2 separate regions of the Homo sapiens genome follow, and region 2 is linked to region 1. Evidence: chromatin loops called from intact Hi-C (ENCODE). Cell type or tissue: Caco-2. All regions are shown on one strand. Each heading gives the region's core, and the rest is flanking DNA. Links, peaks and the distances in the headings are about the cores only. Region 1 overlaps LOC105370826 (a long non-coding RNA gene). Region 2 overlaps WDR72 (WD repeat domain 72).

Evidence for each region. Peaks named below come from ENCODE experiments on the same cell type or tissue, not always from the same donor. Only the 100,000 strongest peaks of a DNase experiment are listed, where the experiment ranks them.
Region 2: it touches region 1 in a loop (10-fold over the local background); 2 of 110 quality-filtered maps call a loop at or near these places.

The regions. Positions count from the first base shown.
Region 1 is chr15:53,453,971-53,456,901 of GRCh38, forward strand. All of the region lies in intron 1 of LOC105370826 (a long non-coding RNA gene), which reads left to right. Among named protein-coding and RNA genes, the nearest start is that of WDR72, 300 kb to the right of the region's middle. In Caco-2, for the core only: no CTCF peak of the experiment used is centred there; DNase peaks (open chromatin) are centred at 791 and 1,401.
Region 2 is chr15:53,526,934-53,529,864 of GRCh38, forward strand. All of the region lies in intron 18 of WDR72 (WD repeat domain 72), which reads right to left. All of the region lies in intron 5 of LOC105370826 (a long non-coding RNA gene), which reads left to right. Among named protein-coding and RNA genes, the nearest start is that of WDR72, 230 kb to the right of the region's middle. In Caco-2, for the core only: no CTCF peak of the experiment used is centred there; no DNase peak of the experiment used is centred there.

The DNA of each region.
Region 1 (2,931 bases), core at 231-2,730:
TGCATCTTATTCAATAATTATTGATTACCTACCATAGGCCAGCTTCCTAGGGCACAAACATGACATGACCCCTGCCTCAGGGAGCTCAGAGCCTGGTGCTGCCATGAGAACAAGTTTTCACTTGTAAGAATAATTACTCAAAAACTAAGTTGGACATGCTAGAGATTTCTTGAAGAAATATATGTAGGTGTGTACGTACCAAGTTCAAGGAAAATACAAATGTATTTCCTCAAAAGATGCCTTTGAACTTGAAAGAAAGAGAATGCATCTTTTTAAAAAGTAGAAGTAAGACTAAACAAGGACATATGTAGACTTTTGATATGTGTGTGTGTGCATAACTTTTATTAAATGTATATGAAAATTGAAAGTGAACACTTTTATCAAATATATATGTATATATAAATAAATAAAATAACTAGAGTTTAAGAAACTTTCACAAACCAGACACACTCATGTAACCAGTACATGGATTAAGAAACAAAACATTATGTGTACCTTCCAAATCCCTCCATCACACCTCTTGTAGTCACTGCCTGTTAGGGTAACCAACATCTTGTATTGTATTAGCATAAAATAAATTTATATTTTGTATAAATAGCATCATATAGTATGCAAATTTAAAACTATTTTCCTATCAAATTTCAGAGTATTTTTTGATGCTTTGTTCATTAAACTAAACTAGTGAAGGTTGCTCCACTGTGTAGCATATGCTCGAAGTGAAGGATTCTCAAGCTTGCGTAAAAATCGCTGACTCTTTCTGCACGGGACGATGCCTTTGTACCTGGATGTCCTGATCTTGGAGGTTACACTTCAGAATGTGAACTCATTCATTAGAAAATGCTTTATTTGATTGAAGGCCAGGTACTTGCTTCCCAGCAACACAGCTTAAGTAAATGCCCAACTCAGACAGTCAACATTACTGTCTCAAAAATCTTTCATTCTGACATATTATCACACATTTGTCATTAGGGAACTGCATACTCACATATGTCCATAAATATTTGGTCTTGGTAGACCCAGGTTGACCTGCTTGAGAAACAGCAGGAAAAAAATATCTTATCTCTGTCCTTGGACAACGTACAATTAAATGAAGGGAAAGTTTGAATGTGGCCTCTGAGGGACTTTGTTTCCCTGAAAACAAAATCATTTTGCTCTAGTCAATCAATAACTTTACATGGTAAATGTGAGTCTTAGGCTCGGAAAGAGGTTATCGGCCATAACATTTCTTAACACTTTCATAATGTTATCAGGAATTAAAAAGTAACATTTATCAAATATTTACAAGTTGCGTGGGACAGAGCACTGTGTAAACGTATGAATCTGATAATAGCCAAGCTGCGTTTTAAAACAGATGCAGAAACATCTCAAAAATGTTTGCTTTTCAGTGATGCATTCTCCATCATGTAAAAATTTAACTATTGAGATGCTCTGGTGACACGTGGAATGGGTCACACAAGGAGGAATGTATCTCATGTGAAAGGTCAATATCAACACAGATGAAAGAGATTGCATTAGGCAGGTTATGCCACTCAAGGAAGGACACACATTTTCTAAATGAACGTTGAAAAAAAAAACCTATTATATAATGGAAAATGTGAGACAAATATTATTTACTTCAGTTGATTACATATGAAAAGTGTGTACTAAGGCACACACAAAAGCAATAGTCCCTTTGTCTTGCTGTCAACTCCTTTCTCCTTTTGTTGTCAGTGGTGGCACTTCTCCAGGTTCTAAAGGGGCAGAAATTCATTTATCTTTCTTCCTCCACAGTCCCCTGGGCACTTTGCCTCTGTATAGGGCTTATCCAGTCAAGAGCCCCCATAGCTACCTTCATCATAGTAGATCCTGTATTCTATTAATTAGAGATGGTCAAGAAAAAGAAAGATGAGGAGGAAGAGGGGGAGGGGGAAACATAAAGTGATAGGTGACAATCTTAAAGAAGAAAAAAGAAGAGTATTAGCTGAAAAAGGGAGTTACTCAGCCCTAACAATCTCCACATTTTCCCTTTATCTGATGAATTTAATGGTCCTAACCCTGCAATTTCCACATTTTCCCTTTATCTGGTGAATTAATTAAATGGTCCAAGAGATGGCTGCTGAGTCCTAACCTGGCCTCTGCATGCTGCTATCTTCTCTGTCCCTCCCTTCTGGGCCACATGTGAGGGCCAGGTCTTAGTCAAAATTGGAAAGTGTCTAGTGTGGTCTGAGAGGCTTAGAACAATGGAATGGCACTTTCCAATAAAAAAAAATGTTTTAAAGTAGATTCTGTTGGTAGGGCATTTTTTATTTGTTTCAACAGTTGAAAATGTGTGTGTGTGTGTATATATATATATATATATGCTTGACAAAAATGTTTACTTTCAATTTTCATATACATTTAATAAAGGTTATTGCTAATTTCTTAGCCCTTTAATCTGAGAGCTGTATTTAATTTTACATTGATGTGGATGGCTGCTGCCAATTCAAGGCTGCAAGGGTAATTGGTAATAAGGCCCAGATGCTCTTACAGAAACAGAACAAAAAATATTTCCTCTTAAAACATAATATATACATGTTTTTTATTAACTATGAGAAGAGAAATTGTGGGGTAAACAGACCCAGACCTTAAATATCATAAGACATACAGGTGTATGCTTTTGTTTTTTTAATTTCAGCATTCTGATGTGTGTTAAATATTGCAAGTTGTAAAATGTATTTGTTTATTTTTATTATGACAAGTTAATATAGACTATCATAAGCTTTTAAAATAAGGCTATACAATATAAGTCAGTTACTTTATTAAATTGGAGTGTTAATGGATATTCGCCCTGTATAAATATGGGTGCGAAAAAGGAGAGCCCTATAACTAATTGACTCCCTGCCCCAGGCACCCAAACCTCTTTCTGCAACTCTGGATTTGTCCCTCCAGGATACTACTGCCAAAATGATCAAC
Region 2 (2,931 bases), core at 261-2,760, 73 kb after region 1:
ATCACATGCCTCAAAATATTGACGACTGAAGGGCCAGTGTTCTAAATATCTTTGCAATATCTTTGGTAGCTAGAGAAGAGAGGAATCTATGAACTTCGTATGGATGTGTTTCACTATGGTGCATTTAACTATTAGTGTAATTCTTCTAGATCCTAAAGAAATGAATTGTTTGGCCAAAGAGAAGATGAAACCAATAGTTTTTAAATCACATTCAAGAACACTGTAAGAGGAAATTCAGGAGATAGTATGAGGAAGACTCTATAGCAGGATTTGTTGTTAAAATTAGAAAAGTGGTAGCAGGGCCATCGGTGATAATACTCCTCCACCTGCTCTGTTCTCTATTTTGGTTTCAGTCATTCTCTAAAAATTCCGTTCTTCCTTTTCTCCTCACTTGCAGAAAGATGGTATTAGCTGTTAAAGGGGGCTAGGCCTAGGCAGCGAACAACTCCCCCCAGAAACATTTCCACATCCCCAGCAAGAGAGTGGCCACTGGAAAAAAGTCTCCATCCACGTCCACAAACAGTGGCTGGATCTTCCAAGCTAGGCAACTGCTGTTGGACAGATGGAGCCCATTGAAAAAACCCTATAATTTACAGTGTGAATAAAATCTGCAGTCCTAAATAACATTTTCAATACAATAACTTATGAATGATTTAAAAATAGATCTCATTCGTCATCTGTATAGGCTTTTTGGAAGTAATGAGGATATTTATAGGAAAATCATTAATTAAAAGATAGAGCAGTTTGAAATATTGGGCAACTGAATAGAATAAACCACTGCAGTACCAGACCAAAGCCAAACAAAAATCTTAATTACACATTAATCAGGGGCACAAAAATAATGTACAGGATGCAGAGGTCAGGAAAGACTAAAAGATAGCTCAGGCCTGTGAAATAAGCAGTGAAAAAGAACTCAAAGATTTGAATTCAAAGTTACTAGCTCAATATGGTAGCCAAGAGTTGAATGCCATCCTGCTTTATAATTCAGATCTCTCTCCAATTTTAAAGAGTCACTATAAAATAAACTAAAAGATAGCATTCTAGAAGTATGGAAGTGAGAAAAGCTACATAAAATTCAGGTAGAAGAAAATATTAATGCAATACTGGCAGATCTCAAAAGACTGCAAGATATTTTAAATCAGAGGGAGGCATAATCTATGAAAAGATGTTAAGTGGTAACACTAAATTTGTAAACAAAGATGATGTCATTTGAACAGACTCCAAATTCAGTTTACAAGTGGCATCTCTCTGGACAGATGTCTTATCAGGAAAACTTATCTGGCTAAAGAGCTGTGTACACATCACCCTTACTTTAAGAGTATCTATTCAGATAATCAAGTGCTAGGACTTCCTGATTATATTTGAATAGCAATAGTTACATATTGCATTAGACTTTAGGCTTACTTTGTCTTCAGTGTGAACTGGAAATTGGGGAAGAATCATGTAGAAATGCCCCCAATTAAATTAGGTATCTAACGCTTCTTTATAACTAATAACTATTTTACAGACAAGTTTAGCAAGATGAGTTAAGGTTAGACTTATGTGTTTTGCCATCTTCCTGCAGTTGTAATCTAATATGGAATATTATTTTGTGGGTAGCATTTTCTAGAATGAATCGCTTTAAAGAGGATCTATTTTTCAACTAATAAAAAATGAATTTTCTGAAATGTTGTGAAGAGTAACTATTATTTTTGTATTATTACCTAGATGTAGAGAATTTAAGTTATTATTTCATTTAAATACACACAGAGAGGATTAAATTATTGACTATTTAGGCTTAGGGGAAAAATCTGTCTATAGCAAACTTCCACAGGTGAGAAGTATGGCTAGACCCCCAGCCAAGTTTGGGGAAGATAAATGAGAAAGAGGTATCAATTGCTTACGGAATCTGTTTAAACATTGCTGTATTCCTCTCAAATTGTTCTGTTATTCAGGACTTTGAGCAATGGGCTGCCTCAGTAAGGCTGATAAGCAAGCAGATACTGCACTTCCAGCCTAATGCAAGGCACAATAAAAACTTTTTAAAAATCAATGATTAATTTCACTTGCAGTTTTAAGGGAAAATCTCAAGGTCTAGTTAGGGTTTACAGCTCAAGCTTAATCAAAAATGTCCAAAAACTTCTTATTAATGCCAAAAGGAAGTCTGCATAAAGAAGGAAACCCTGTCTGACTTATTTTTGGATGGAAAATAATATTCCACACTGTTTAGCCCATATATATATATATATATATTTTTTTTTTTTTTTTTAAAAGAATATAAAAAATTTCATTAAAGAGGTGAACTTATGAGTTCCCAGAGAGGGAATGTGTTGTATTGTTAAAAACAAAAAACAAAACAAAACAAATCCTTAAACAGGTTTCAATCTTACCTCTGCTCCTAATAGTGTAACCTTGGGCATGCCGTTTCACTTCCCTAAACTCAGGTTCTTTCCTTTATAAAATGAGGGAGTTGAAGTACACAGCCTCTTTGATACCTTCCAGCTTTGAGACTCAAATATTCTGCCAGCTAAGAATCCAAGACCAACCAACTACTGAGTATACAATTGAACAGGATACTAAGAGGGTAAATGGCCACTACACTAGTGTTGGAACTAATGAGGACTTCTGAGGCCCTTTCTGAATTAAGGAAGATTGGCATTTTCCTAAAAGAGAAAGTGTTCCTTCTTGGTTTCAGTTTCTCAGCGATAAGGAGGTTCTCAATGATTGCTGAACGAATAGACAAGGTTATGGAGCAGTATGTGTTCCTGTGGACTCATACTCTCCTCAATCCAAAGGGAGAATCAGTATACTCCCAACTCTTTCTATTCCTTTTATATGTAAGGATGGGGTCCATGAAGTCATTTTGTCTTACTCAAACCAGGCATGAAAGCCAACTCAAATCAAATTATCTAAACTCTCAGAATCTGAAACAGATTATAAGGATATAGGATG